2 separate regions of the Homo sapiens genome follow, and region 2 is linked to region 1. The links are chromatin loops, found by intact Hi-C in ENCODE. Cell type or tissue: PC-9. All regions are shown on one strand. Links, peaks and the distances in the headings refer to the core of each region. The heading gives the core; the rest is flanking DNA.

Region 1 (16,319 bases), core at 5,606-13,605:
TCTTTGCTGCTCAAAGTGCAGAGTTAATGACGTAGCAGTGACTCCATGGGGCATCTTCAGCACCAAGAGCAATGCCTGGCATGCAGTGAGCACTAAAGGAGTATTCGGTGAATGAATGAATGACTACATCGGTATGAGTTTGCCATCTTGAATAATATTCCTGCCCTGAATAACTTTGGAGAAAGTGCCAAAGAACTTCATTTGGTGAGAATTTCCAATCTCCACCACAAAGTAGCTGTCATCCATGCCTCAAGAGTGACAGCATGAGCCCTCTGGAAGCCAGACATGAATTGACGTGGGAGAAAATAAACATGTGAAGTGCTGAGCTGGCAACATGCCCCAGTTACCTTTGAATTTTATGGGAAGGCAAAAAATAACCAACAGTTATCACGCTAAGCCTTAAAAAGTGACTTTTTGATCAGGTCAGTGCTGCAACCTTAAGAATCCCAAAGGTAATTGATGGGGAGCCAATTCTCAGTTTCACCCAAGTCCCTGCAGGGCCCTGGGGAAAGTACAATGAGCAGCTTCTTACTGTGAAAGTGACGCTGGGCTGGGCCCTCCGCAGGGCAGAGGAGCCCTCCAGGTGCAGAGAAGCTCTGGGGACTTTCTGTCTCTGACGAATGAACATTTTCACCAACTCTGACACAAGTTTTGCTTTTTTCTCTTAAAGTGGAATGGGTGAGTTAGAGGGAAGGCGGGAGAAGAAGATTACGTTTCGGAGAAGAGCTTCCAAGTTGAAAACAATGGAAGCTAAAAAATAGAGGAAAGTGATGTATTTAAAAGACCGTGTTTGATAGAATCCTACAATAATAATACCGTGCTTAAATTATACATAATTGGCGTTCAATAAATGCTTGGGATGAATACATTAATAAATGAAGAATATTTGTACCTATGAGTTTTTATCTGCATTAGACAGACTTTATGGAAAGCTGACCTGAGAACTAAAATATTCCTTTATGATATTGTTTCTATGGGAAAATATGTTTTGCATTCCAAACAACTGACTTGTGAGTGGGCTTTTGCAGAAGTCAGGATTGCTGCCATGGGGGTGGGTTATGTGACGCAAACCACAATCTCTAGTCTGTACCTCTTGTGACCAACCCACATGCTTAGAAGCCCACAGGCTGGACTCAGGGAAGCTGCCATTGGTCAAGGAACAAAGTTTTGCTAACACGGAAATACCCCAGAATATGAACTTAAAACACAGGGCAGAAAACAGTAAATAAAATCCAGCCTTTCCATTGAAATAAAATCCAGCCTTTCAAATGGAACTTCAGTTGTAACTCCAGTTAAAATGAAGCATTAACCGTTCATTCACTCACTCATACATATGTGTGTATCTCCTGCCTTTCGTCCCAAGTATCCTGCAAATAACTCTGCAGGGATTTAAAAAATGAATTATCTTAAAGGACAGACAGGACAGGAAGACAGATAACAGCAGACAAGAGATGTCAACAGAATTGTGGGAAATGGGGAGTGTGGGATACGGTGCCTGTACTTAGTTTAGCAATGCAGCAGTGCAAGCGAGGCACCTGCTGGGGCGGCGGGGGTGGGGGCGGGTTTCATTCCCTCTGTAGACCCCTGTGAGACTCAGCATGTGGGGTGACAGCGATTATGGGAGGTGAGTGAGAGGGAGAATGTTGAGACCAGGGAAAATTAGCCATTAAGTCTGACTCAATTTTGCTTTCCTCGGTAGCTTCTTCTACCCCTGCAGCCAGGTGTCTATCCCTCTCTCCTTGAGAAGCTTGTTTTAAGGAGACATTGAAACCCAACAGAAGAGGCTTAGGACTAGGAGACTCCCGGCAGGGTGTGGATTGGATGAAAACAAGGGGATTAATTGAAACTGCACGTTCTCCACTCCCCACCCTGCTCAGAAACAGCCCTAACCCGGCATGTTTCCACCAGCAACCACCAGGGAAAAGGTAGAACCAGTTGGCTCAAGAGTGAAGACAGGTTTGCTGACATTGTGTCCACCAATAAAGAATCACATCTCGTCACCCTAGGGTGTCACCACCGGGACACAAAATTCATTTCACACAAAGAGCTTTGGAGTCTCTTTTTAGCGCCTCATGCCTATCAGATTGGGGCAGCAGTAATTACCTTGTGGGTAGGATGAGAAGGACAGTTACTCTCTTTTTAAATTTAAATTTACTTTTTATCAAAGTAATACATGTACAGAGTTTAAAAACTCTAACAATACTATAAGGCTTATAATGAAAAAACAACAACCACAACAACAAAAAAACAGTCTCCCAGCTCATGCAACCCCACACCTGATTCCCACTCCCTGAAGGCAATTGCTTTCAATTCTTTTCACTGTATCTTCTCCATATTTATAAATCATGTGTGTATACTGCTCATTTCCTGATTTTTTCCATTTGGACATTATCTATTTCTTTCTTATTTTGGACATTTCGAATTTTGCTTTCTTCCTCCACCATCCACATAATCACTCCTTCAAATGCTCAAAATGATGCCATATTTTAGTCGCCTTCATACTTGGCAATAACTTCCTTTTCAAAAATATAAGTAATACATGTATATAGCTTTTTTGTGTGAATATGAAGACATATTTATATTTTTAAATAAAATTATTCTTCTAATCTGAAGCCATCTAAAATATAGCATCGCTTTGAACATTTGAACCCAGGTCATGAGAGAGAGTCTGTTTTTCTGCTTTCACTAGGCACATTCTCCTTGAAGTGGCCATGAGTGGTGACTGTGGCCGGGTGGAGAAATGTGATCCTAGCACACTCGGCATCACAGCACTCCCGGGTTGACACAGTCATAATAATGCAAACCTTGTCTATTAGCTCTCCACTCTTAAAATCAACCTACCCACAAAGCAAGGAAGACATGAGAATGGAAACAGAGCTCATTGTAAATGTTTTCATTCTTGATGCAAAATTAAAGGTACAAATAGCAGATAATGGGAGCAAGGGAGAGACAGAAGGGAACTGTGCTGATATCCTCAGCTAATGTACTAGGGAGTCAAAAGTTACTTTCTAGATGGAGGAAGAAATAGAAGGTTAAGTATATCATATAAGTGTACAGAGGGAACCCATAGAAGAACTAAATTATAAATAAAAAAGTTGGGGGAAAGGAATAAGAGATTATGTTCAATTTTATAGAGGTGAGTCCAAAGAGCACCTGTAATCCCAGCCATTTGGGAGGCTGAGGCAGGAGAATCGCTTGACCCCAGGAAGGTGGAGGTGGCAGTGAGCCAAGATTGCACCACTGCACTCCAGCTTGCACAACAAGAGTGAGACACCGTCTCAAAAAAAAAAAGAAAGAAAAAGAAGAAGAAAAAAAGAATGTCTTAAATTGACCAAGAAACTGTTTTTAAAAAGTCACATAAGCTAATTGATCGGTCCTGATCACTGACTCTTGGTCAACTTTTTTTTTTTTTTTTTAAGGAAAAAACAAAACTTCAGTTTAACGTTTCTGCAATGCAAGCTTGTGATTTATGATTACTCTCTAAGTGGATATCAGGATTGTTATGAAGACTTAAGGCCCAGTATTTTTTAATAGAATACTCATCTAGGATGTAACAGTGAAGCTGAGTAAACTATAACTGTTAAACTTAAGTTCCAGCTTTTCTCAAGTTAGTTATAGGATGTACTTAAGCAGTAAGTGTATTTAGGTAAAAGCAGTTGAATTATGTTAAATGTTGCCCTTTGCCATGTTACATTGAACACTGTTTGGTTGCATGTTGAAAGACATGCTTTTATTTTTTTGTAAAACAATATAGGAACTGTGTCTACAATTAAAAGTGAAACATTTTGGCATGTTTGTTAATTCTAGTTTCATTTAATAATCTGTAAGGCACGTAAGTTTAAGCTTTTTTTTTTTTAAGTTAATGGGAAAAATTTGAGACACAATACCAATACTTAGGATTTTGGTCTTGGTGTTTGTATGAAATTCTGAGGCCCTGATTTAAATCTTTCATTGTATTGTGATTTCCTTTTAGGTATATTGCGCTAAGTGAAACTTGTCAAATAAATCCTTTTAAAAACTGCAAAAAAAAAATGTCACATAAGCATACTTTTTGGAGTTAGGAAGTTCACCATCCAAATAATTTTTAAAAGAGGTCGTTAAAGGTAGTAGTCTCTGGTTGGTGGCATGTGTGTGGGGTGAGCCCTGCTAGTTTTCAGTATAAACACTTCCTTATAATCTGATTTCTTTTATCTCGTGCATATATTACTTCAATTTTTAAAACGTAACAGGTGGAAATACTCAAAAATTGAATTCAGTGTGAACACAGAGCCATAAATGCGGATACTCATTTTGCAACGGCCATCTGTATTATTGTGCCATCAGAAATTGCACATTTCCCAGGCACCACTTTGAATGGTAATATAAGCTTAATGGGTCTCCTGTTGAAAGACTTACCGAGTTAGCGTTGGATATGGGCAGCATTAGGGAAGCAGGATAATGTACTTTCATGGCTCTTACTATAAGGTAAGGGCGCCAACCACTTAGATGAGGAGGAAAGACCTCACAGAAGTGAAAAATATTCCTTTATCATGTGCCTGGTTTCTTGTGCATCTTTGCAAAGAACATGGCTCTTGGTAGCCTCTCAGTTTGTTGAAAGAATACAATTCATAGCAATACACACAAGACCGTCCACCATCTGATCCCAACTTTTTCAGCCGCCTCTTCCCCTGTATCCTGTACCAGGGACATGTGGCTGCTCTCCCTTTCTGGAGAGATACATACTCCTTTATGCTTCCATATCTTTGCATATTCTGATCCTCTACTTGGAATGCTTTTCCCCACCTTCTTAAGGGCATGTGTTAAGACCCATCTTCCTAACGGAGCCTCCTGCACCGCAGTCTCCCCAGGCTCCTTAGACAGAGAGGTCCTCTCCTGACTGTTCTTGCCAGCCTGTGACATTCTGTTCCTCAACTATATTCAACAACTGCCACCAGGCTCCTCTTGCAAGGGAGAAAATCTAAAGTGATATCTTGGCTTATGTCTGTGGGAAAAATATAATCCAGAAGCTCAGGAAACCAGTTGAGAAGGTCATTGAGATGTTCTGGCAAGAGCAGAGGTCAGGATGTAGTTTTGAAAATGTAAGTGCTCTTTAGACACTCGATGGCCAAGGATTGGCCATGGGGAATGCTCTCCATCCCCCCCGCCCCAGTCCATTGTGTGCACTCTTCCAATCAGCTGGGCTCAGCTACGTTTGTGGGCAGATTTGCACTGTATTCATTTATCCTTGATAGTAAGGCATTCTGCAGTCATTTTTAAACTTTTTAATCATGGGAATTTGCAAACGTACACATATAAATCCTCATATACCTGAAATCCAGCTTTAACGATTATCAATACTTTGCCAATCTTATCTCATCTCCCCTTCCGCACACTTTTCTTTTATGGGGTGGTAGGGTAGGATGGGCATTTTTTAAATTTTTATTTATTTATTTATTTTTTGAGAAAGGGTTTCATTCTGCTGCCCAGGGTGGAGTGCAATGGAGCGATCTCGGATCACTGCAACCTCCGCCGGGTGGGAGTATTTTAAAGCAAATCATAGGCATCGCAGAGTATGTTTCTAACAGATAAGGACTTCTTTTAAAATTGCGGTACAAAGTACATAACATAAAATGTTCTATTTTAACCATTTGCAAGTGTACAATTCAGTGGCATTAAGTACCTTCACACTGTGTGCAACCATCACCACCATCTGTCTCCAGAACATTTGCATCATAAACTGAAACTCTGTACCCATTAAACAATAACTCCTCATTTCTCCCTCAACCTAGCCCCTAGTAACCACTATTCTACTTTCTGTCTCTGAATTTGACCATTCCAGACACTTCATCTAAGTGAAATCATACAGCATTTTTAAAAATCTGGTTTATTTCACTCATGTTTTCAACGTTCATCTAAGTATTTTATTCCTTTTAAAGACTGATAAGGGCTTTTAAGATAATAATCACAACATATCTAAAAAATTTAATAATAATTTTCTAATATCATCGAATTAGCTAATCTATGTTCACGTTTCCAAAAGTATGTCTTTAAATGTCATTTTACAGTTAGACAGAATCAGGATCCTAACAAGGTCCACACATTATATTTGGTTGATATGTCTCTTAAGTCTATTTTAACCTACCATATTCTTTCTCCTTATTTTTCATGCTATTTATTTGTTGAAGAAATGAGTTAATTTGTCCTGTAGAATTTCCCTCATTCTGGATTTGGCTGATTACATCCTCAGCATTGTTTAACCATTTCCTCTATCCTCTGAATTTCACAAAAACAAATGGTCAGATCTAGGGGCCGGATTGCATTCAGGTTCAACTACTTTGGTGGGCTGTGTGCTTTCTATTACATCACAGCAAGAGGCCCTTGTATCTGATGGTCTCACTTCTTGAGATAGTAAAACAGATCTGTGGGTTTGGGTGCTGCCAGCCCGATACATCCATTGATAACATGGCATTTAAAGATAAGTGTTCTTGGTAAGAGTGGCAATTCCTCAGGGTTCTAGAACTAGAAATACCATTTGACCCAGCCATCCCATTACTGGGTATATACCCAAAGGAATATAAATCATGCTGCTATAAAGACACATGCACATGTATGTTTATTGTGGCACTATTCACAATAGCAAAGACTTGGAACCAACCCAAATGTCCAACAGTGATAGACTGGATTAAGAAAATGTGGCCCATATACACCATGGAATACTATGCAGCCATAAAAAAATGAAGAGTTCATGTCCTTTGTAGGGACATGGATGAAACTGCAAACCATCATTCTCAGCAAACTATCACAAGGATGAAAAACCAAACACCGCATGTTCTCACTCATAGGTGGGAATTGAACAGTGAGAACACATGGACACAGGAAGGGGAACATCACACACCGGAGACTGTTGTGGGGTGGGGGGAGGGGGTAGGGATAGCATTAGGAGATATACCTAATGCTAAATGACGAGTTAATGGGTGCAGCACATCAACATGGTACATGTATACATATGTAGCAAAACTGCACATTGTGCACATGTACCCTAAAACTTAAAGTATAAAAAAAAAAAGTGTTCTTGGGTGTGGTGGCTCATACCTGTAACCATAGCACTTTGAGAGGCTGAAGTGGGAGGGTGGCTTGAGCCCAGGCATTCAAGACCAGCCTGGGCACCAAAGTGAGATCATCTGTACTAAAAAAAAGAAAATTAAAAAATTAGCCAGGCATGGTGGCATGTGCCTGTAGTCCCAGCTATTTGGGAGGCTGAGGCTAGAGGATCACTTGAGCCCAGGGGATCAAGGCTGCAGTGAGCTATGATTGCCCTAATGCACTCCAGCCTGGATGATAGAGAGAGACCCTGTCTCTTTAAAAAAAAAAAAAAAAAAAAAAAAAGTGTTCTTAAGACTTTGTAAATGATTGTAAGCATACCTATGTGTCTGTGTCTCTATTTATATCAGTCACCATTCTTAGCCCTAGGGCTGTCTTTATTTTTCTGTAGATCTTTAAAACTCCCCAAAGTCCCTGTTCAATCTGTGATGTTGAGTAGCCACTCCTGGAATTCTTGAGCTCTCAGATTTCATGTAAGATAGCACCCTATTTCCAATTAGTCCTTGAGTTGCCTGCACATGGGTGCTCACTCAGAGTCACACACATCCACCTGGAAGGAATCATCACCCACCTGCCTTGGTAGCCTGTTCCAATGTCTAAGCACTCCCAGAGCATAAGTCTTCCCTCTGTCTGGTCTAGCCCTCCCTGTGAAGTTAAATTCTGTTTCCTCCAGTTCGGGGCTCGGTGGAGCTGACGAGCAGCTGGCCAGCAGCCCCTGCAGATGAGGCCTGGGGAAATGATGCATGAGGCTAAGACACATTCCAGGTAGTCTACATGCTTCATGAATTTAATGGAAGACTGGCAAGGACTAGAATATGTTTTATTGCAACTTTCTAGCTGGGATTCATTATTTTTCTTTTAAAATTAAATACAAATAACTTATTTCTAAAAAGTAAATATTCAGAGACTATGAATGAAACAAACAAACAAAAAAGAAAACAAAAAACCTAACAATTTTCCAGAGTTGGCATTGTGCTTATTTTGTGCCTTTATAGATGAACAGAGTCCTACTGGTGTCAGATTTAAAAAGTCACTCTACCTCTTAAACATTTTGCCTTATTAGGGTGGAAGGGTCAAAGAGCAAGGAGGGAGAAGACAGAGCAGAGACACAGGGCAGAAGAGTCTCAGATGAGGGTGGCAGGGGTACAAGAGAGCCTGGGTCTATAGACAGAAACAGAGCATGTTGCTGAAACTGCCCAGACTCTTTATTTCAATCTCCAGTCTGTAAAATGGAGATGAAGCGCCCCGCCTGATCCCTTTTTAGGGTTGTGGGAGATGCAGAGGAGCTAATGGGTGTGAATGTGCTTTGTGGGCTGAAGCTACTGGGCCCCTTACAGGCCTACAGGTCAGGGGAAAGAAGAGAGTGTTGCCAGCACCTGTGAGCAGAATTAACCCATTGGCTGATTGCCTGGCCACCTGGACTTAGCATGTATTGAACTGAATACATGTGCAGGGGCTCACAGCCATTCCGATTCTAAAGACTGGTTAAGTTTCACAACAAAAACTGAGGATAATTGCAGGGTTGTCAATTATTGTTTTGCCATCTACTATTACAGTTATATTTATTTAAAAAGTAAAAGGATATTTTAATAATATCTCAACCACTGAGGATGGTAAGATGAGCAAAATAGGATACCCACTCCCAAGGAGTTCATAAAACTGTAGGGAAACACATGTATAAAAATATGTATATAAAGACCAAATAGATGTGTAGCCCCTAGGACTCTTTGGCTCGTTAGAAAAAACAGTACAAAATGGCTTAACAAAAAGTGGAGATTTGCCGGTTCATATAGCTGAAAACTCTGCAGAAAGTGTGGCTGCCACCCAGCTTGATATAGAGCCTCTTGGCTCTAACCTTTTTCTCCAGTTGCCCATGGCAACCTCAGCAGCCCCAGGCTACAGCCCCCTGCCTTCAAGTCCAGCTAGTGAGCTGCCTCCAGCAGCCCCAGCCCGGTGCTCCCGCAGCTCAGTGGCTCTACATGGATCCTGAGCCCCTTCCTGGACCAACCACAGTGGTCCCTGGCCTGGTTTGCTCTGACTGGTCACCCAATGCACAGGGACCGGAAATGTGCGGGGAGTGGCTTTCTCGGACGAAAACTGGGAAACCATTACTCGAATTGGGATGGATAGATGCTGAATGGCCAAGAAACAAAAATATCCTCTAAGAACTATGGGAACACAGAAAAGGTGCGTCCACGGCTAGCCTCATAAGCCGGATGACCTGTTCAGTCCCACCCTTAACAAGTTTCACATTGGCTTAATGCTCTGCTGTCACTGACTCAACATTCTTAATAATTTCTGAACAAGGGGCTCCACATTTGCGTTTGGTAATAGGCCCCACTAATTACATGGCTAGTCCTAGAGGTGACTAACATTATATTACCTACACAAGGAAGTGACTTTGAAACTGGATTTTGAAAGATATAATGAAACAGCAGTTTTGTAAATGGAAAGGTTTGGGTGGCAGGAGGAGGAGGAAATTCCATCATAGGCAAGAATGTTAGACGTGAGAGGCTTGATGAGAAAATGAAACCACTAGCGCCTCAAGTGGTTGGGGCTTAAAGTGACTGTGGGGTGTGGCCCCAGTGGAGTGGGAACAAAATATTCCTTCGATGAATTAATATTCCTTCAATGAATTAATAAACACAAGTGAAGTGAAATTTAACATGAGAAAAAATAGTTTATATTTTTTAAACCTCCATGATTCCAAATGGCCGTTACAAGATAACTCCTATTTTCCACCTCACTTTTCTACTGCACACTAAGGCTAACTTTCCCCTGTGTAACATAAGTGCCTACTGATCTTTATCACTAGCGTGTTAGCAAGGTTAGCATTCCACTTCTGTGATTTCACCATCCAAATATTTATGAATCAGAGAGATGTTTCTAAGAACATGTTTTCCAATTGTTTACTTTATAACAATAATAGTGTGCTTTAATTACAAAGATGACGTTTTACAACCTAAATAGAACAAGCCTCAGTTGTGTGGGAGTTCATTGCTTTGGTGATAAAAGAGAAACACAGACAGTGACTCAGGTGGAACATTCGTTTCATTTTCACTTTGTGTTTCCTTTGGTTCTACATGTCAGGACATGTAACAGAGCCAAGGCAGAAGAGTGCTGTGGGGGGTGTGAAAGTTAAAGCTAAGGCTCTATATGCCAGAAAGAAAGGACAATGTCCCCTCTCACCCACTGGCTCCCCTTTCAAGGCCAATGCCAAGGGGGAAAAAGAAGGTGGCTTCCCTCTGGCACATGAATGGTGAGCTAGTTAACAGTCAGTGTTTTGTTCCCAAATTCTTTAAAGGAATGCTGAAGAGATAACACTGGTTCTTCTGAATTGAGAATCTCTTTGAATTCCCACTGCTGTCTTATTTCCATTTAAATTAAGCTTAAGAGGAGAAATTAATGTTGGGGTATCTGCTAAGTGCCCAGTGTGGAGCCTCTTTCTGTCTTGTTCATTCTTGGATGTCCAGCTCTTGAACAATGCCAGGCATACAGTAGGCACTCAATACATACACGAGGAATGAGTGTATGAATTTATTCCTCACAGCACTTTTATGTGAGGAAGATGCGGGGGCAATCTTCAGATAAGAAAATAGACATTAAGTGTTGGAAATTGAGAGAAAGAGGTGGTTTGTCCAGCAAGGCATGTCCAACACAGACAGAGACAATATGGGGCCTCCTCGGTGACTCACTTTTATGTGACTAGGTATGTGTCTCTTCTGTAGAAACTTGGTCAATAGGGAATGACGACAAGAAAAAAGGGGCCCTTAGAAAATAATATCACCATCATGATCATCATCTTCATCATCGACTGTAGACACAGCGCTTATAATCACAAAATTGAAGAACTGTAAGGAATTTCAGAATTTATAATAATAGAAGCTCCCATTTACTAATGTGTTGTTATATTCTGGGTACTGAGTTACATCTATTTATCTATCTATCTATCTATCTATCTATCTATCATCTATCTCTCTATCTAGCTAGCTATCCATCCATTCATCTATCTAGCAATCATCTATCTTTTCACCCCCTGCCCCATATCAACCCTGCAAGGTGGGTCGTATTAGCTTTATGTTCAATGTTCCAGGCCAGTAAGTGGCAGAGGTTGAGACTCTTGCTGCCTTCTGGAGCCCTTCCCTTAGCACAGCCTCCTTGACTAACACAGGAGGAATTTGACCCTCAGAGAGGGACCTCAGGTTTCTCAGCTAGTGCAGAACCAGAACTTGAACCTTGGCCCGAGTGTTGTTTCCACTTACCACAGTGTTCTCAGTGTAGATGAGTACACTTTGGATTTCTTTCCGTTTCGCTTATATAAGTCACTATGAGGTTTAGCAGGACAAAAACTGAGCTTATTGAAGATTAATTCATCATTCCATCTCCTACCTTAGAAACAATTTTATTCTTTCCTGGATTCCATCTCAGCCCCTGGCACATGGTAGGCATTCAAGGAGTGCTTGATACATAATTAAGCCAGGATTTGATTTGGATGGAATCTCAGTCTTAGGTACCCCTTAATGGCAGGACTGGAAAAAAGTAGGCAAATACACTCTTCGAAAGACACACAGTAATATTAGTTTTTGCCTTCATGAAAGTTTATACTTTCATCTTTTAAGAATTAACACATCCGCACTATAGAACAATGGGATAATTCAGAAATATATAAGTAGAAGAGAAAAAAAGTTACCCACCCATACTTCCAACAACTAAATACTTTTAATATTTTATGGAAATTTCTTTATTTCCCTTATTCTACGTATTTTGTTGTTTATTTATAGCTTTTATTGAGTTATGATTGTTCTGTGTTGATATATATCTTACTTTTTAAAATTTATTTATTTTTAACTTTTATGGGTACATAGTAAGTGTGTATGTTTATGGGGTACATGAGATACTTTGATACAGGCATGCAAGATGGAATAATCACATCTTGGGAAATGGGGTATCCATCCCCTTAAGCATTTATCCTTTGTATCTCAATCCAATTATACTCTTCTAGTTATTTCTAAATGTACAAGCAAATTATTTTGACTACAGTCACCTTGCGGTGCTATCAATAGTAGGTCTTATTCATTCTAACTATTTTTTTGTAACCCATTAACCATCCTCACCTTCCCCCACCCCCATTACCCTTCCCAGCCTCTGGTAACCATCCTTCTACTCTTTGTGTCCATGGGTTCAATTGTTTTATTTGTAGATCCTGCAAATACGTGAGAACATATGATGTTTGTCTTTCTGTGCCTGGCTTATTTCACCTAACATAAAGACCTTCAGTTTCATCCATGTTGTTGCAAATGACAGTATCTCATTCTTTTTTATAACTGAATAGTACTCCACTGTGTATAAGTACCACATTTTCTCTATGCATTCATCTGTTGATGGACACTTAGGTTGCCTCCAAATCTTGGCTACTGTGAACAGAGCTGCAACAAACATGGGAGTGCAGATATCTCCTTGATATACTCATTTCCTTTCTTTTGGGTATATACTCAGCAGTAGGATTGCTGGATCATATGGTAGCTCTACTTTTGGTTTTTTGAGGAGCCTCCAAACTGTTTTCCATAATGGCTGTACTAATTTACATTCTCACCAACAGTGTACGAGGGTTAACTTTTCTGCACATCCTCACCAGCATTTGTTATTGTCTGTCTTTTGGATAAAACCATTTTAACTGGGGTGAGATGATATGTATCTTGCATTTAAAACCCACATTATCTCTACAGCATTCCCTAAGTTGTAATCTCTTTGTGAATATCTTTTAAAATAGTGGCATAGCACTGAAAAAAGACTTGTTTAAATAAGTGTCTAGTTTGTCAGTTCTCAACTATGTCAGGCTGAGGATCATTGGCTTTTCCTGGTTCTTGAGGGACCATTTCTGGTCTTCATTAATCACTTTATCAGAAAGCTAGCTGGAATAAATATTGTTATCCAAAGCCTGAGGGAAAGCATAAATTACAGCTGTGAACCAGTGAGGTAGATTTTCATGGTACTTGGTAATTATCCGTAAATTTCCAATAATCCACACTGACTCCTACATTATGCCTTAGGCCCCAACCTGGCTCTTCTTCCTCCCTCTCTCTCCTCTCTCCTCTGAGTCTTTCCATTACTTTGATATCCCCAACATGCTGATGGCTAGGGGCCATTCCCTTCTTTGACATCCCACTGCTAAGCATTTTGTCCCGAAATGCCCTTATTAGTCTTTTCCCACTTCTACTGCCTACAATACCCAATCAGTTCCTTCCCACCCCAATGCTATGCTCTATAACATCTGAGATAGGGGCATTCCTCCCCTCTCCATCTATCCTAACACCAAGCTTCTGCCAAAATCCAAAGATGTCTGCCTAGAAGTTTCCCAAAATCATCCCCTCCTGTTCTCCTTACCAGCCCTGCCTCAGGTGAGGCAACACTGCTGTACTCCCAAGACTGATCAGATGCCTGCTTAGGGTACCTGTAATGGGGAGGGCCCCCGAAAGTGAGGGAAGCTCAGTTTTAATAAAGCAATCCTGAATTTTGCAATGAAAAGATCCAGGGGAAAAAGGCTATTTTAATTTCAGTACACATAAGAGCATTGTGTTTTGTGAATAATTTTTATTTTGAGTGAACAACATACGAGAGTGGGGATACCACCATCTTCACAGTTCATCTGGCCTCCGATGGCCTCACCTGACCAGTGTTGCAGCCTCCTGATGGCCCTCCATGGGCATCTTCCTCTCCCATCCAGCCCACCCTCAGCCCTCTACCAGCAGTCTTCCTGAAAAACATCTGTTTGTGTCCATCTGCCACTGACAGACCCCCTCCCTTTGTCCCTGGGGACAGAGTCCAAACTGATTATTACATCTTCAAAGGCTATCACAGTCTGTTCTTCCCAGACTTGCTTCCCTAACGTCTCCTCCCTTCCACAAATACTCCTGCTCAGCAATTGCCTCACTGTTCTCCAAACACTGTGCATGTTCTCTCCATTCCGTATTTTCATCCACTGAATGCGTATTCACTGTGGGTCTGGCATGTGCCTGGAACTGTGCAAAGAGCTGGAAATAAGGACAGAGATGAGCAGGGCACAGCCCCTTCCTGGCACTCACAGCCTCTTCATATGACTTTCTCTATGCCTGGAATGCCTGTCCACTTCCCTTGCCTAGAAAACGGTCGGCTCAACATCCAGCTCGACAGTCACCTCAGCCATCAGCTCTTGCCAGCTTTCCTGGGCAGAGCCGTCCTGCCCCACTTTAGCCCTTGCTGCATCAGGCTGTAACTATTTGTTATCAAGTCTGTCTCCCCATGGGCTGTGAGCACCTGGAAGGCAGATATGCATCACTGTGTACCTGCAGCTTCTGACACGGTATCCAGCATATAGTTGGTGCTCGTTAAAATGTTGGAGGACTAAACATACATACATATATATATAGTATATATATAAAATACCTACTATATTGCTGGACTTCTGCTTCATGTATATTAATTTGCCACCTAAACAAGATTTTTAACTCTTCAGGTCAAGAAATGCTCTTATATTGTCCTTGTAACCCCAAGGTGTCTAAGTAGACTGCTGAGAGCAGTGTCCGGTAATAGGACACAATTTGATGCATTGATTGATAGGCATAAACTCACTGGAGTGACTCACTTTGCCCTCAGCCACTCTAGTTTCAAGTACAAGTTCATCATCTGATGATTCAAGTTCATCGTATTTTGGGAAAAGAATAAAAGTCCAAAAAGCCCTACTCAGTTTACTCAGTCAATAACAGGGCTTATGTTTGTGGTTAAAGCAAATTATGAAATAATTGCAAATTTGGCAGGGGGGAAAGTATCCCTGAGGGCACAGGGATCTGGAATTTATTAAGCATGTATCCTCTGGGACATCAGGAGTAAGAATTTTCTGGTAAGGTCAACTCTAGAAGCATCTGTGCATTCAGCAAGACTTTGGTAAAGCGAGGGTGCTCATTTTCAACAAGGTAGGGAAGGCTAAAGAAAAGTAAACACACATCATGCTCTCTAAGATTTTGAGGACAGTATCGCTTAATGTAAGTTTTGAAATAAGTTAGATTTGTGTTTAAATCAAGTACCTATGAGCAATTTTCTTAACCTTTCTGTGCTTTGGTTTCCTCATCTGTAAAACCGAGATAAAAAACCTACCTCACAGGTTATTATAAGGATGAAATAAGATACTGGGTATTTTTAAAAGTGCTTACTATTGTGCCTGGCATGTAGTATGTGCTCAGTAAATAGTAATTACTAAATAGGACCTGGCCACACATCAAGTTTTTTTAAATTTGTTTTAAAATCAGTCAGTAAGCCAGCCTGAGAGATGGAACTTTCCATGAGGGTCTAGACACTTTGGTGTCTCAGGTTTCCATATGACTTGGTAGCTTCAAGGGTAAGGCGTGAAGAGGGAAAAAAGCAATATTTATTGAATGTCACTTTTGAGGGTGAATTGTTTTTTAATTTTGGGGGGTATATAGTAGGTGTATATATTTATTGGGCATGTGAGATATTTTGATACAGGCATACAATGTATAATAAAGGTGTATTGTTCCTTAATCCCATGATTAAGGAAACAGATATAAATGAGGAAACAGACATTATCCTCATTTTACAGGAGAAACTGAGGTTATAAGACCTTCTTAAAACTAAATAAGCAGTGGCAGAAAGAGGATTTGAACTCAGTTCTATCTGACCACAGGTTCTTTCTGCCATCCCTGGCTTCTACCCTACACCATCCCCTTTTCAGCCCCAAGGATAGTATGCCTTGCCAGCCACTAGCTAAGGTGCCCCTAAAATGTTTTAGGGTGCTCTTCTTACAATCAGCTTTTTTCACCTTGGCCCTATTCTTAGCAAAAGCAGCATCTCCCCAGGTGGAGGGCAAAAAAGGGGTTCACGAGTCTCAATGGCTGCTAAGGTTCCTTTCGGTATGAGAATTTATGATTCTGACACGATGTAGAGCCACATTTTTCTCTGTAAGCTCAGTTTCCTCATCCATCAAAGGAGGGCCCTGAACTGCATCAGAGCATCCCAAGTTTCCCGTGAGCACTTGCCAGGAGGTGGTAGGTATCGTGGTTGCGCACTCAGACTTGGGAGTCAGACTGCCTGGGTTGAGTCCTGCTCTACTGCTCACTAGCTAGGTAACTTCTGGCAAGTTATTTACCCTGTCTGTGCCTCAGTTTCCTCATCTATAAAATGGAGATGTTTACGGTCCATCAAAGGGTGGTTACAATAATTAAAAGCATTAACTGTACGTAAAGGGC
Region 2 (16,319 bases), core at 4,226-12,225, 860 kb before region 1:
CAGCCTCCCAAGTAGCTGGGATTACAGGCATGTGCCACCACACCCAGCTAATTTTTGTATTTTTAGTAGAAACGGAGTTTCACCATGTTGGCCAGGGTGGTCTCGAACTCCTAACCTCAAGCGATCCCCCTGCCTCAGCCTCCCAAAGTGCTGGCTTACAGGTGTGAGCCACTGGGCCAGGCTCATGTTCTTTTTCTCTATCCTTCTCTCTCCCCTATGTAACTCTCTACCTTGTCCGACTATGCATGATATAGAACTGAAATCTGCAGTGTGTGTGGATGTATGTGTGTGAGTACATGCAATGCTTTATTTACCTGTTTTAATTTGAAAATGTGAATAGTCATGTAGTTTTTCTGAATTGTGTGGTGAGTTTGAGTTTTAATTTTCATATTACAATAGCCCTTGGTGGTTTTAATTTTCATATTACAGTAGCCCTTATAGTAGGAATACACGTTTTGTATTCCTAACATAGCTGTATAAAAAACACTCCTTAAGCTATGCACAGGCGTGCGCGCGCACACACACACACACACACACACACTCATAGTCACTCACTCTATCCTTGTTGTCCATGTTACAGGTATTGATGTAAAGTCCTTTAAGTATTTTTGTAAGAAAACGTTTCTAAGTTGAATCCTCTGAACTGAATATCGTGCCATAGAAAAGATATTCTCAAAAGCATCTCTTTGCAGCTCATGGGACTGAAAACATCCATGGGCTCAGCACAAATGCACCTAACACATTCCACTCCTTTTTCAGAGGTAACCATACGGAAATAAATGATAGGAATAATGCCGAATATATTTCAGTTATTTAAAAGCAAGTTATTTACATACTTAAGTACTTTGAGTACACAGAACAGCACCTTGACTTCACTTCTATTTGTTTATTCTGTTGATTTTAAAAAAATTCTGTCTGCTTTTTATGTAATGGGACTTTTATTATCAGAGTTGAATTCAGTATCTATTGCTTTGTAACAGATTACCCCAACATTTAGTGGTTTCAAACCACACGCGTGTATGATCTCCCAGTTTCTGTGTGTTGGGAATCCGGGCATGGCTTCGCTGGGAGACTTACCCAGCTGCAGTCAAGGTTCAACTGGGCACTGATCCGCTTCTAAGCAGTTGGTGGCAGGATTCAGTTTCTTACAGGCTGCTGGACCAAGGGCTTCAGTTCCTGGTCGGCTGTTGGCGGAGGCCACCCTCAGTTCCTGGCCATGTGGGCCTCTCTAACATGGCAGCTCACTTCATCAAAGCCAGCAAGAGAGAGAGCCTGCATTACAACCTCTTGTGACCTAATCACAGATGTGATATTTCATCAACTTTGCTATATTCTACTTGTCAGAAGCAAGTTACCAGATTCAACTCACACTCAAGGGAAGGGAATTACACAAGGATATTAGTATTGAGATATGGGGGGTCATTGGGGAAAATTTTAGAAGTTGGTCTTCTACAAGATGAAGCCATTAAAAAAAGAGACTATTTGAATATGTCACCTTTGCTCTTTTATATTGAATGAGAGCTCCATCAATACTTTTTTGTTAACCCCCTGATTAAAACACACTGGTTTACTTAAATACTTTATTCTCAAATATTAAATGGAAAACAAAACATGATTTCTTTATTTTTTATTTTTTTTTTAGATAGGGTCTCTTGCTCTGTCACCCAGGCTGGAGTGCAGTGGCACAACCATAGCTCACTGCAACCCTGACCTACTGGGCTCAAGCAATCCTCCTGCCTCAGCCTCTTGAGTAGCTGGGACTACAGGTGTGTGCCACCATGCTCAGCTTGATTTCTAACATTGCCCGGCTTGATTTCTTTTTTTTACTGATCTCTTCATTACCAACATGAGCTAACATTTATTTTTGCAATGCGATGATAATTCAGACTGCTGTGGTTGCCAGTGACAGAAGACAAATGTGAACCTGTTTAAGCAAAAGAGGGAAAAGGGGAAATACGTTGGCTCAAGTAACCAAGGCATGGGAAGGGCCTTAGGGACAGCTGCAACTAAGATCCCCAGGTCCATCAGGCCTCCCTCTGCAAGCCCTGTGTCTGCTCTTCTCTCTGAAGGCCTTGTCCTCGTGGCCACCAGCAGCTTGATCTCCCAGCTTTGCCATTAGGATGGAACTGAGACTCACACTGTCAGGCCCTGATGTCTAAATTGCCAATTGGCTCTGTTTTCCTCAACTTGAATCACACACCCATCTCTGGACAAGTTGAATGCAGTCAAAGGTGTCAAGGGTTGGGCCCCAGGGAGCCCCTGTGCCAGGAAGAGGGCCCTACTAGAGCATGGTGGCCGCCATGGAGCCACGTGATTGGAAAAGGCCAAAGCTGATCTGCCAGAAGAAGAGAGAGGAGAGCTGGACAGGCAAGATAGCAGCTCTTTCCTGCCCTCAGTGTCTGTCTTCCTTGCACATAACATACATACAAGGTGTATGTACGTGTGTAAAACTTGGGTGAGGGCTGGGCACTGTGGTTCACACCTATAGTCCCAGCTACTTGGGAGGCTGAGGCAGGAGGATCACTGGAGCCCAGGAGGTTGAGGCTGCAGTAGGCTATGATAGTGCCACTGTACTCCAGCCTGGGCGACAGAGAGAGACTCCATCTCACAAAACAAACAAACAACAACAACAACAAAAAACAAAAAACTTGGGTGGGGAAACAGTCCTGGAAGAGGAATTTAAATCTGGGATCTATTCCCACCAACTAACTATATAACCATAGGCCAGTTAACTTCTCTTCTCTAGACCCTGGCTTTCCAACTTATATAAAGGCAATAATAGTACTTGTCTTTCTTGCTCCAGTGGGCCACTGCAAAGATAGAGTGGGTTGAATAGTGTCCCCCTAAAATTCATGTTTACACCTCAAAGTGTGACCTTATTTGGAAATAGGTTACTTGCAGATAAAATTAATTTCGGATCCTAAGAGGGAATCATCCTTGTTTTAGGGTGGGCCCTGAATCCAATGACTGGTGTCCTTAGAAGAAAAGGAGAGAGCACAGAAAGACTCAGAGAAAGGGGTGATGTGCAGATGGAGGCAGAGATTGGAGTGATGTGTGACAAGCTGGGGAAAGCCAAGGATTGCTGGCAGGCACCAGAAGCCAGGAGAGGCCTGGATGGTTTCTCCTCGACAGCCCTCAGAAGGGTCCAACCTTGCTGACACCTTGATTTTGGACTTCAGGTCTCCTGACCTGTGAAAGAAAAAGAGTGTTGTCTGAAGCCACCAGGTTTGTGGTAATTCATCACAGCAGCCCTAGGAGAGAGATTAATACCTAAGATAGAATGAAAAGTGTGAAAAATGCAGTGTCATGGGATCAAGGATGTTATTACAGCAAGCACAGTGATTACATAGGCTCTATGAAACTCACAGTTACTGTGCCTGATTCAGAGCACAGATCTGTGCCTATCTGTTGCCACACCTTAATCCAGTCAGCAGCCATCTTTCATTTGTGCAGGAGTGACCTGCAGCTTGGAAGTCAATGTTCAATGAGAGGCAGATGTGAAATGGCCTCAGTACCAGCTCAAGATTCTGTTTACTGAGTGTTTGCTACATGCCAGCCATTGTTCTAGGCACCCCATGAGCACACTGTGTGCTTGGTGCTCTTCTGCAGACAGGGGAAAAGGCACAACAATTAGTACATGGTTGAACTAAGATTTGAATCCAAGTGGTCAGGCTCCAGAACTTGTGCACTGACCGCCTCGCTATGCTGCTTCAAGGCAGAGGAATCATCCCTTCCTGATTCATTGGGCACAATACAGCTACCGCCAGAGCCCTGGGCTGCCAGCTGGTCCTTCCTCCTCCCTCTGTCTCTTTCCCCATTACCTAAGGGGAGAACAGGCTCTGAACTCCCACGTTCTCTAACCCAAGTCCTGCTCAGGCCAACCCCTGCCTTTCTTCCTCTCACTGGATGTCTAGCCCAGTAGCAAAATATCTTTTACATAGGGAAATTAGCTGGTTAGAAATACGAGCCAGCTATAATCCAGCTCAGGTGCTTAATGTCAGGTGGGACAGAATGAGGGCCTGGAGGAGCTCTGGATGGGCCCCAGGCTGGGTGGTAGATCCTGTTACTCACGGGGAGGCTGGGTTCCTGCAGCATCTGCAGAGCAGGGCTGCAGGGGGTGCCTTCTCAGTTTCTAAGCCCTGAGATTCCACATTTCTCAGATCCCCTTTTACAACTCTCACAACCAGAAACATCAGCTGCCTCTCAGCCTATACTCCCACCTCTGTGGACCCTGTCTGCACACCCAGCCTCTCTTGCCACAACCCAGTTCTGTCTGAATCCTGCAGAGGTTCCCAAGTGCCCACCAACCTTCAGGGACCTCATCCAGTTTAATTGCTTCTCAATTTCTCTCTCCAATTCTGACACACCCCTGAGCTTGATTCATGTATTCATGAATACATGTCCTTAGATATTTAGCAAGTGTGTGAAACCTAACATGGTCATAATTGTCCTGCCCTAGTCATCCCCATCTCAGCAAATGGCAACACAATCCATCCAGCTGTTTCAGCTCAAAACCCCGGAGTCATCTTAATTCCTCTCTTTCACTTTCTACATTTAATTCATCAGCAAATCAAGCTTAACTCTTCCTCCAGAATAGACCTGAATCTGTCTCCAGTGCCACAACCTTGATGGAGGCTATGCCGTCTCAAGCCTGGATAGTGCAGTCACCTCCCAACGGGACCCCCACTTCCAGTCTGGTCACTTTGGCTCATTCCCCACACAGCAGCCGGGTATCTGTGAACACCATAGATCAGTTTCGTTGTTCCACTGAAAACTTTCCAGTGACTTTCATGGAACTAAGAATCAAAGCCACAGTCCTCATGTGGCCCTCAGGGGCCTTCTCTCTGCCTCCTCTTTTATTTTTATTTTTTAAATTCTTTTGAGATGGAGTCTCACTCTGTTGCCCAGGCTGGAGTGCAGTGGCGCCATCTCGGCTCACTGCAACCTCTGCCTCCCAGGTTCAGGCGATCCTCCTGCCTCAGCCTCCTAAGTAGCTGGGATTACAGACATGCACCATCACGCCCAGCTAATTTTTGTGTACATATATATATATATTTTTGTTTGTTGGTTTCTTTTAGTAGAGATGGGGTTTCACCGTGTTGGCCAGGCTGGTCTCAAACTCCTGGCCTCAGGTGATCTGCCCGCCTTGGCCTCCCAAAGTGCTGGGATTACAGGCATGAGCCACTGTGCCCGACTCTCTGCCTCCTCTTGTGTGATGCTTTCCTCTTCCAGTTGCTCCACCGTCCAGCTGGGCTCTCAATCTGCCCCAGCCATGCCCACCATAGCTTTCCCACCCCAGGGCTGGTGCCCCTGCTGTCCCCATCCCCTGGAATTCTCTGCAAAGGTCCTCACGTGGCTGCCTGCTTCTTGTCATTGGGTCTTAGCTCAATTGTCACCTCCCCAAAGAGCCTCCTGGATCACCAGCCCCCTTCCAATCATACTCTAATCTATCCCCACTTGATCTTCTTTATTGCACTTATAAATAAAATTACTGTCCTTCCTCATTATTTGGGGTAGCTATGCTTTATAAAGTCACCATGAACACTGAGCTAGTGAGTACTGAACTATCGGGTAAATGGAGGTTAGGTTTTTGCAAGCCACTGGCAACAACATTTCCATCCATCAAGCAATATATAACCTTGTTTTATGTGTGTTTCTGCTTAAAGACACCTTAGTTAATACAGTTGACCCTTGAACAATGAGGGAGTTAGGGGTACTAACCCCCACTGTGCATGTCAAAATCCATGTAGAATTTTTGACTCCCCAAAACTTAAATTACTAATAGCCCACTGTTAGTTGGAAGCCTTACTGATAACATAAACAGTTGATTAACACTCGTTTTATATATGTATTATATATACTGTATTCTTATTACAGTAAAGTAAGCTAGAGGAAAGAAAATGTTATTAAGAAAATCATAAGGAAGAGAAAACATATTTACTATTCATTAAGTAGAAGTGATCATCATAAAACGCTTCATCCTTGTCTTCACCTTGAGTAAGCTGAGGAGGAGGAAGAAGAGGGGTTGGTCTTGCTGCCTCAGTGGTGGCAGAGGTGGAAGAGGTGGAGGTGTTGGAAGGGGCGGCAGGAGAGGCAGGCACACTTGGTGTAACTTTTATTGAAAAAAGTTTGCATATAAATGGACCTATGCTGTTTAAACTCGTGTTGCTCAAGAGTCAACTGTGTATACTGCTGATTCATTTGTAGTGAACTCACGGCCAACAGCACTAACTCACACCTGAACGAAGCTTATCTAACATACGTATTTTCTCTGTCGGGCCTGTCACTGCTTCCTTGCACTCAGAAACACGAGACAGCACTTCAGCACTAAGCTTGGGGGCCTTTTTAAATAGTGAACTCACCAAATAAAAACACAACAATGCAAAAAAACTGCAGCATCAAACAGACCGTGAAAAGGATGATTGTTTATGATATGAGAGCAGAAACAAGAAGGTCTCGAGCAACTCAAAATTACTGCTTCTCTGCACTTCCGCGAATGACTCCGAAAGTCTGTGAGTATTGATTTTGGTGTTTCAAGTAAGTTTCATTGAGTGGGCAAATTTGCAAATATGGAATCTGTGAAGAAGGAGAGTCAACCGTATTTTATTCAGTTGTTTTCCATCTCTCCTGAGTAGAATACACGCTCCAGGAGACCTTGTCTGTTTTGCTCCCTACCGTATGCCCAGCACCTGGCACAGTGCCTAGCATGCAGTAAGTACTCAGTACATATTGACTGAAAGGAAGTGGAGAAGGAAGAATAAAATAATAAAGTCCAGGCTCCTTTTCACTCCCGATGATTGGTGATGCCTGTGCAGGAAGCTCCTGCTCCCAGAGAGACCAGAGGGCCACTGCCCACCTTGTCCCTTCACACAATTATATACCATTTCAAACCACCACCATGGTTCTTTGGCTCCTTCCAGGCAACCTACGTCTTCCTTCCTTTCTTTGTCTCTCTACTGCCCATCTATACGAGCCTGCATGTGCCAGGGAGTCAGTGGCCCCATGCTTGGGAAAGACTGCCCGCCCTTGCTTTACGCTTTCTCAGCTTTCCCTCCTTCCCTCTAGGTGCTTCTTGCGTGGTGCAGGAACAAACGTGCCACCTCCTTCATCTGGCCAGCTCCCCAATCCCGGGCTGTCTGGTCCCCTGCTGTCTGGCTCCTCCCTTCAGGTTCCTGCCAGTCCTCCCAAGACTTCTTGACATTTTCTTCTTCCTTTCCTGGGACTCAAATTCCACTCCATCCCCTCCCCTTTTCTTTGTTCTGACCCATAATAACCTTAATACAACCACCACCACCATAATGGTAAGGACTAATGTACTCCTGCCTAGGAAGAGGGTGAGTATTTATTTTGTGCACTAACTCTCAGATGTTCCAGAAAATGTTTCCAGATCTTGTCTCTGCCTCCCGGTCCACATTAGGCCTGATGAAAGGATGTGTGCTGTGGAATCAAGGTAGAAAGCTTTTCCCCCCAGTCATTACCCCCCGCATCTCTGCAGCGCTTGACCATCTAGCACGCCCCTGTGTAGAACCATTCGCATCTAGCGTGACCCTCCTGGGAACCCGGGAGGCAGACAGGGCAGGCATAATAACCTCCTTTGTCAGATGAGTCACGAGATGAGTCACAAGAGGCGACAGAAAATCAAGGAGTTTGCCCAAGGCCACGGAGCTCCGAAGAGCTGGATCTGCGCATTCCTGGCTCTGAACCAGGATCAAGTGCCCCTGCAGGCCTGAGACAACCCACAATCGGCCTGTTTGAGTGTCCAGTTTAGACTCCAGACCAATGGGAGTTTGCCAAGATAATAAGTTCCACATAACAAAGCCCACTGTGTGTGCCACGGGAGAGCGTAGGAGAAGGCACAACAGCAGCAAACGGTGGTTATTAAATGTTATGTTTACATAAAACTCCATTGGTTAGAAAATTCCATTCTCAGGTGCGATTTCATTTGATCTCATGGCAGCTGATTATTGTCTCAAGATGTGGAAACTGAGGAAATGTGACCCATCTGGCTAGAAAGGAGCTGAGCTGGGGTATTTCCCTAAGATTCCTGTTTCCTATGCCTGGATCCTTCCCCCTCGAAGACTGATTAATAACTATGATCAGCTTGCTTCTCTGCTCGAAGATTCAGGGGTTCTGGCCTGGGTAGTTTGCCAGCCCATTTCTCAGAACAATGTGGGAGGCAACAAGGGCCTAGAAAGTGGTTTCGAGGAAATGTGGCCAAGAAAGAGGGCCTTGGGGATGGAAGAACTTGGCAAGGAGATCTGAGCTGGCCTGCTGGATCCAGAGCAGTGTCAGGCAGGCAGCCAGGTGGAGCCTGGATGCGAGCTGCTGCCCGGGCGACTGAGGATGGAGGCAGCACGAGTCTCCAGCATCCTTCTGCCAGCAGTGAAATGTGCTCTGAACCTTTCCCTGAGCTTTGTGCCTCCCTCTCTAGGCAGCCCCTAGGGATTAACCCCTGCCCCAAAGCCCTTCAGCATCGCCACAGCTAATCTCTGTGATGCCATCTGCACATGTCAACATGTGACTGTAATGGTGGCAGAGCTTGTGTCCCATCTCTAGGCCCCTTTCCAGTCTACCCAGTAGACACATTCTGCAAACACTAGCTGACTGATCCCACCCCTTTGTCCTGCTTTCTTGTGCAACCTGGTTGTGGTTCCATGGTGTGACTGCACAGTGGGTGGGAAAGGGGGCAGCTCAAATAATGGACAACTGCAGTCAGTGAGGAAAGGAAGGGCACGTGAATTCACAGAGCACCACAAATGTTATTTTGTTCACAGACCTTGCAGACCCCACCCCATGCTGCACTGGGAGGCTGGTTCCTCGGGAAGTCTGGTGGCCCCTGTGCAGATGTCTTAGGCGCCCCTGGCCATGTTCCCTTGGCTCAGTGTTCAGCTGCCCTGTGGCAGGTGGCTCCTGCTCCGTGGGACTCACGCTTACCCCAGGCAGCATCTTTCCCACACCTAGGGCCTTTCAGCTTCAGGCCTTGAGGCTTCTCTGGTGCCATGGGAGCCTTTTCCACCCACTGCAGGGGCAGCCCTTAACCACCGGGGGATGGTCGGTGGATGCCTGGTCTCCTGGCCTTCAGGGCACAGTTCTGGGATGCCTTGGCGGGCTGAGCTTCCACACCCTACAGTTTGCTACTCACATCTCCTCCTCTCTAAGAACATCTTGTGCAGTGCCTTGGCAGGAGGGACAACAAGGGGACATGGACCACCCCCAGGGGCCTGGCTCCTTCCCATTCCTCATTTCCTCCTTCGTGGTTCTCATGACAGGGCAGCCTTCATGAGGTGCCTGCGTTTTACTGCTCTTCTGTTGCCGACTTGAAATTCGTAATGCTCTTTGAACAGGGAGTCGCATTTTCATTTTGTACTGGGTCACACAGACAACGTAGCTGGTCCTGCCTGGTAGTTTGCTGCTTGGGGAGAGGCCTCTGTAAGTGATGAGAGCAAAATGAGACCTGTCCTCTGGCCAAGCTGAGCTCATTGTTTCTTCCCTCCTCTGAGCACAACAGAAACCCAGGCACAGTGGGAGCTTTTATCAGGGTCCCTGTGACAACGGCGCATGGAAGTTGGGGGCTGGGGGGAGACAGGCCTTAGGGGCCAGGGGGAGACAGGCCTTAGGGGCCAGCTGGTCCATCCCCCAACCAGAGTGGGTTTTCCCACCCAGCACCCTGGCACAGGCTCACCCAGCCTCTTTGTGAATTCTTCTAGTGACAAGAAAGGGCCTTTTTTTATTTTATTTTATTTTTTTATCGTGGACTCGAATTGTCATTGCCCCTCACTCTGGTGAAGTGTTACAAGGTTCTCCAAACCCTTCCATGAGGATTATCTCACTGGATTCTCACCACCCTCTCCTTGTGCAGCAGACATTTTCTAAAGAGTGGAAATTAAGGAAATTCCGGTAATTTTCAGATTAGCAGCCCTTGCACCTCCCACTCAGCCTTTTCCCTTCCTTCAACCAGCGATGGAAATCTCACCTAGGAAGCCTTTCAGCCTGTCAAAAAAGAAAAAATGCCTCCTAATTCCTTGTACTAAATTATTCCCTCCCCGCTCCACCCTGGGCTGTAGGTAATGTAATGTCTTTTTTCAGATGTCCTTCACTTTGAATAACAGTCAGAAAATGGCATGAGGTAGGCAGCCTTTTCATAGGCTTGTTAAATGTATTAGACCCCGGTGGAAAGATGGGAGAATAAAGGAGGATCACAGAGCCTCCCTCTCCTAGTGATGACGGTAGAGCACACACCTTTTAAAGTGCCAGTCAAGGAAAGAAACAGAGGCTTCTAAAAGGCTGTGGCTTTTACGCCACCCCCACCTGGAGGAAATACGCCCACCAAGAACATCCTGAGCACTTCACCAATACCTGTCAGTTAGGAAAGCGACTGCCAGAGGGGATGGGCAGGGACGGTACCCAGAGTGGAGGTCCCCACCAGCTTTAGCTTATGTCTTCCAGTGGGCTGCAGGGTTGAGGGGAAAAGCTGGAGCCCATGCCAGGAGCAACCCAGGCAGAGGAAGCCTCACCATGAGGCCCCCCTGGGGTACACTGGCAGACAGACACACACACTGAGCCTTGAGATGTCTGAGGCTGAGGCTGTGGCAGGAGCCCCTGGAAGGAGACACATGTGTCCACTCCCACAGGCCCAGTGCTCCTCCTGCTAATGCAGCTTACAGCAAACCCTCAGATCTTTACTTTCACTTGCTTCTTGTCTGTGGTTTGCAGATTCCTAGTACCTATGCTCTGCCCACCCATGCCTGCCCCTCCTCTCCTCCCACTCTCCCCTAACAGTAAATACCTTTCAAATGAGAAACCCTCTGAGCACCCCTGCTTGCTGGCACCCTCTGTGCTAGAATCTCCTGCTGCAGTCAGACAGGTACCTGGGCGGGGGGTGAAGGGGAGCTGGAGCTGGGCTGGTGAGGTAACCCTGCTGTCCTTCCTCTCCAAGGCCTAATAAAGAGGAAGACAGAGTCTGAGGCAATGCTTCCTGTGACACCAGGTTTCTGCATCCCTCAGACATCGCTCCAATGACAATTTCAATTATTATTCCTGATCGGACATGGCACAGATTCTGAAGGCTGGCTTTCAGTAATCAGCTGTTCCATTTCTCTGCCTCCAAGAAGAAATGCTTTATTAATTCCACATTCATTAACTCATTCATTCCCTTGCTTTTTCTAGCCATCCTTTGGGAAAACAAGGACGGGTCTTCTTTATAATAAGCTAGCCCAGAACCACTCTGAATATCGTAATGCCTGAGCAGCCATCTCCATATCCATGAGTTGCTGTTTATGCCAAGCTTCCCACCAGATGATGGTTTGAAGTATTTCCAAATCTTCTCTAAGAGAACTGTTCCATAACCTCATCATGGCCCTGAAGCCTCTCTCTCTTGGAATTCCCAATTTCTGGTGTTACTCTGAAGTTCCGTGAATGGTGGGCTGGACAGCTTGTTGGATATTTGTCTGGGGAATCAAAGGCTCTTAGGGCCAGATGGGGCTTTGAAACATCACCTGCTTCTCATCTCCTCACCCCCACCCCCAGCAGGGCAGAGTTTCGAATACACACCTGCTAATCCAGCTTTGCCTCGTTTCTTTGTGCTCTACCATGATAACCTCAATAGCCATAAGCAATATCTTATTCTAATCTGCCCACTTCCTTCTGATACCCACTAAGAACTGAGCACCCAGAACTTACCACTGGAAGGTAAAGTGTCAATTCTCAAGATATAAACTTCTGAGACTTCTGCAACTAGAAAGGAGAAAGGTTTTCAAAATTACTTTCAATTTCCTGAAGCATTAGGACACTTTCAATGTAGTTTTATATTTAGAATCATATGAATTATACAGAGAACCGTGGGCTGGTGGACAGCTTCCAAATACTAGAAATTATATTTCCCTCCATTTTGATAATTAGTTCAAGGTCTTCACCACAAGTGACATCATGTCTCAGAAGCAAAAATAGGTCCCTATTAAGCCTATGTAATGTCTTGTCTAGTAGATCTGATTTCCTCTTTATGCCCCCGTCTCCTCACCTTCCTAATTGGCGCTCCAACCTCAAAGCTTTTTCTCACTGCTGTCTGGAGCCTTAGATATATTAAATATAGTCTGACTGTGTGGGGTTAGGGACTTGGCTATGCTGATTGCATGTGTCTAACTTAAAAACCAAGAGACCTAGGGCATGATAACAGCTCATTGCAGCCTCAATTCTCTCAGGCTCCAGTGATCCTCCTACTTCAGCTTCTCGAGTAGCTGGGACCACAGGTACACACCACCATGCCTGGCTAATTTTTTTTTTTTTTTAAGTAGACACGGGGTTTCACCATGTTGGCCAGGCTGATCTCCTGTCAGCCTGGTGTCAAACTCCTGGGCTCAAGTGATCCTCCTGCCTTGGCCTCCCAAAGTGCTGGGGTTATAGGCATGAGCCACTGCATTGGGTATGCATGGAACACATCACTTGCAGTTTAGGCACATCTCAATATGAGAATAACTTACATCCTCTGTTAAACCCAGTTGGGGTGAGATAAACACAGCCTCCTTACTGCACATTCAGTACAATGTGCCAGTGTCTTATGTGCTTCCTGTATATAATCTCACTTAATACTGAAAAGAAGTCTTGGCCAGGCATGGTGGCTCACGCCTGTAATCCTAGCACTTTGTGAGGCCAAGGTGGGCGGATCATGAGGTCAGGAGTTCAAGACCAGCCTGGCCAACATGGTGAAACCCCGTCTCTAATAAAAATACAAAAATTAGCCAGGTGTGGTGGTGCACACCTGAAGTCCCAGCTACTCAGGAGGCTGAGGCAGGAGAATCACTGAACCGGGACCCGGGAGGCAGAGGTTGCAGTGAGCCGAGATCACGCGGCTGCACTCTGGGCTGCAGAGTGAGACTCCGTCTCAGAAAAAAAAAAAAAAAGAAGTCTTTGAGCGTTTCCCATTTAACACATAAGGAGAGTGAGGTTGAGAGGATAAGAAACTTGCCAAAGGGCCAAGGTCGAATTGAAGTCCCCGGTTCTGCTGCTCCTGGGCTCCTACTTGGACAAGCCCTTAACACTTGATGGCGCCATGACAGAGGGATATTCGGGCACTAGTGGCCATCGTGGCCTAGAATTTATTACCTACTCTAGTTCCACACTAGAATTCAGAAAAGAAAGAAACTATTATGAGATTGAAATCTGTATCCCCTTTGGTCTAACATAAAAATGTTCTTTTTATCTTCTACTATATAGGGCAAAATTTTTAAAATGCACTTCACTTCCACATCCAAAAAAAAAAAATAATTAATTTCAGGGCTTTTTTCATGGTTAATTGTATCTCTGCAGCAGCTGAGAGGAACATTAATAAAAATTATCTTTTGGGGTTTTGGGATTATTAAAATTGAGGATAAGGATGTTATGGAAGCTTTAGCTTCTAGATCCATCGCCCTTTTAACAAATATACTTGTTCCTTTAGATTTCACTCTTATTTACGAAATACATAAATCTGAACCAAAGCAATATGCTGTTTTGGGGAAAATATATGAATGCAAATAAAAGAAAGCTGATTCTAGTCCCCACAATTCTACTAAGTAGCCATTTGATGCTACCAGCAATGCACCAAAATTGTATCAGAGTGAAATCTGCCATCCCAAAACAAGGTGACTACTTGCTCTGAAATTCTAAGAGCCAATCAGTCATGCATCAATCGGTGCCAAAAATAATATAATGTCCAAACAAAACCTCCATTCTTTTAGCTAGGTGTCCATTTGATTAATGTGACTTATACGAATGAGGGATGGATCAACAAATCTAATCCTCTTAAGGTATTTGGGAACTCGAAATATTTCTAACTAATGGAAATTATGGGCAAGCCTGCCAAAGGGCAAGAACTCTTTTAGACCCATCTAGTGTTCTTTATTCAAATAGCTTAGGAATTTTTTTTTTTTAACTGTGGTAGCTGATCTTCAAAGACAGCTCCCAATGAAGCATGCCTCTCAGTATTTGATAGTATTCTACCCATTTATAGACCTTCCCACATTGAATCTGGACTGGCTCTGTGACATGTTAACTAAAGGAATATAGCACCAAAAGTGACTCTGTGCCAGTCTTGGACCTATGCCATTAAGAAGTCCTGGTACCTTCTACTTCTGTGAGCCCTGAGCTGCCATTGCTGCCACTGTCCCACACTAAATATATCAGAATTCAATACAGCCAACGCAGGCCCAAATGCACCATTTCTAATGCCATCCTTTGTCCTTACTGAAACAAGCATAAATCAGAGAAACACAAAAAGCCTGATTGTGGGCTAAGATGCCTTGATTGAAAGAAGCTTCTGTGTCATCAATATTTTGAATTGTCCCTTTGTCACCCTGGAGGGGCATCCCTACTGGCTGAGGTATGCCTTTCCTCAGTAAAATGGGCAGTTATCTGAAATGGGAGGTGGGATCTTTTACAGGTGAGTTCCCAGGGAAGACACTCTGGGTCAGAGTTCTCATGGAAGTTGATTTCTTCCTTGGAAGTGTTTGTGTATCAAGGATATATGTACCTGTTTGTGGACAGCAGGCTCTGGTCTTCCTTTTGTCTTCCAGCACTCCTGGCTTCCTCTTCCTAGCACTCCAAGCTCTTCTGATCTCTCCACTTCTAGGTACCTATTTGCTTTTCCCTCAACTGTCCATCAGCTGGCCCTGATAGTGTGCACTGCTAAGAAACTGAAGGTAAGACCCTTTTCAGGGAGATTTTCCCATCAAAAATGCAACAAGGAAATAAAGATGCAACCACTGATATTTTAAGGGAAGTATCCCAGTGCCAGGTTTTTTCAATGACACCACACAGACAGCTGCTACAATCAAAGAATGGCTGAGTGTTCTCTTGCCTCGGTAAGTCAACAGTGAGAACTTTACCATCTCCATCTCTAGTGCTCCCACACCCAAAAGGCAAAAAGTATTCCAAAGTGGGGCACTAAAATCTTTCCAGGGGAGAACTCAGAAATGAGCTCTGTGATGTGCTCCTTGCTCACTAGTAGAAAACATTGTTCCAGTTTCTTCCTTTGTACCTACTAGAGAGTGCTTTTCTGATCATGAAAGGGGCCCATCTCATTTCCAGCGGTTAGCCAACCCTCCTCCCACGTTCCATATGTCTGTCTGTTTCTATGTGATCTGAACTGTTGAGACTTGGTTTATGTTTCTCAAGCCTCTAGGAGTTAAGAACAAGGTTACCCAGATCCTGAGAGGTAAAAATTTATTGATTTCTATCATATCAGCATGTTATGATATGGTCACGCCTGCTCATACAGCTGACTTCTTAGAGCCAAAAGAGAATTTTTTTCCTTTTAAAAATACATTTGTTCAGCAGGAAAAAACATTTTAAAAACAAGCATTTTCATATTAAGTGGAAATTAAAAACAATGGCTTTCCCCCCGCCAACTCATGAGGAATAGGGCTGGTCAGCAATAGATCTCTGAGTGCTTCCAATTTGTTTTCAGGCCTCTGTCCCCAGTCTGTTCCTTGTCTTCCACAGAAAGTAGTTCCAGGGGAAAAAGAAATTAGAATCTCACCAAAACAGCAGCCTAAATACAGATAGAAAAATAAGAGGTAGACACGACTGTAACGATTTAACTCATTTGGTAGACTGTGCAAGATATTTTAATATTTAAATTTTTCAGTGGGATTTAAACAATTGTTTAAACATCAATAAAACAATTGATGTTTTAAATGCTAACATCTTAGAGATGCCTATACCACAGTTTACTTAGCTTTGAGAAATGAAAAGTATAAAGACAACTTTAGAAATATGCAAGCTTCCCATGTATTTCAGTAAATGTTTTCTTTCTGTCACATTCTTCTAAATCAAAAGTTCGCTGTGTAGGACTGACATTAATGCTTTTCCTACCCTTTAAAGCCCTGGCCAGGGTCAGTGATAGGAATTTCCTGAGTTCAGCAAGTAGATTAACTATGAGAAGTTTATTCAACACTAATAGTTAAGAAAAAAAGGATGGGGCAGTGGTGTGCTGGATACAGCCCCTACTGATTCCCAAGACCCAGTGGTCACATTTTAGAATTTTGCCTGCAGTTGTTAAGCATTGGTTATGAAAATTGAATCATATAAATTTACAATTAATGTTAAAGCTAAAAGTGGTTTCGGCTTAATGAGTCTAATATGTACCATGGTAAGAAACAGTTTTAACAGTAGATCACGTATCAGATTGAATGATAATAAATTTATTGGGAAATGAGTTAGATTTGGACAGTCTGCCATTTTTCAAATCACAGTTGAAAGACAATCAATCATAGGTTGACTGTAGGAGTTGAGCAAAAAGCAATTAAGTATCCTTTTAAAAAAGCATTTTAGTTCTTTCCTGAGCA

The links. A loop is a pair of places that touch in the nucleus more often than their neighbours do. Peaks named below come from ENCODE experiments on the same cell type or tissue, not always from the same donor. Only the 100,000 strongest peaks of a DNase experiment are listed, where the experiment ranks them.
Region 2: it touches region 1 in a loop (6-fold over the local background); 1 of 110 quality-filtered maps calls a loop at or near these places.

What each region holds. Positions count from the first base shown.
Region 1 is chr1:212,586,404-212,602,722 of GRCh38, forward strand. It overlaps a transcript of ATF3 not described here. Among named protein-coding and RNA genes, the nearest start is that of ATF3, 14 kb to the right of the region's middle. RefSeq lists enhancers at 213-342, 9,480-10,679, 9,841-10,320, 9,944-10,238. In PC-9, for the core only: CTCF peaks have their summits at 9,645 and 9,844; DNase peaks (open chromatin) are centred at 7,468, 9,488 and 9,998; H3K4me3 peaks cover 323 bases; H3K27ac peaks cover 2,146 bases; H3K27me3 peaks cover 778 bases.
Region 2 is chr1:211,728,279-211,744,597 of GRCh38, forward strand. LPGAT1 (lysophosphatidylglycerol acyltransferase 1) reads right to left here. Exons shown (of 8, transcript NM_014873.3): 8 at 15,179-16,319. Among named protein-coding and RNA genes, the nearest start is that of NEK2-DT, 61 kb to the left of the region's middle. RefSeq lists enhancers at 7,049-7,548, 15,471-15,640 and a cis regulatory region at 15,556. In PC-9, for the core only: no CTCF peak of the experiment used is centred there; DNase peaks (open chromatin) are centred at 7,273, 7,693 and 10,793; H3K4me3 peaks cover 377 bases; H3K27ac peaks cover 2,475 bases.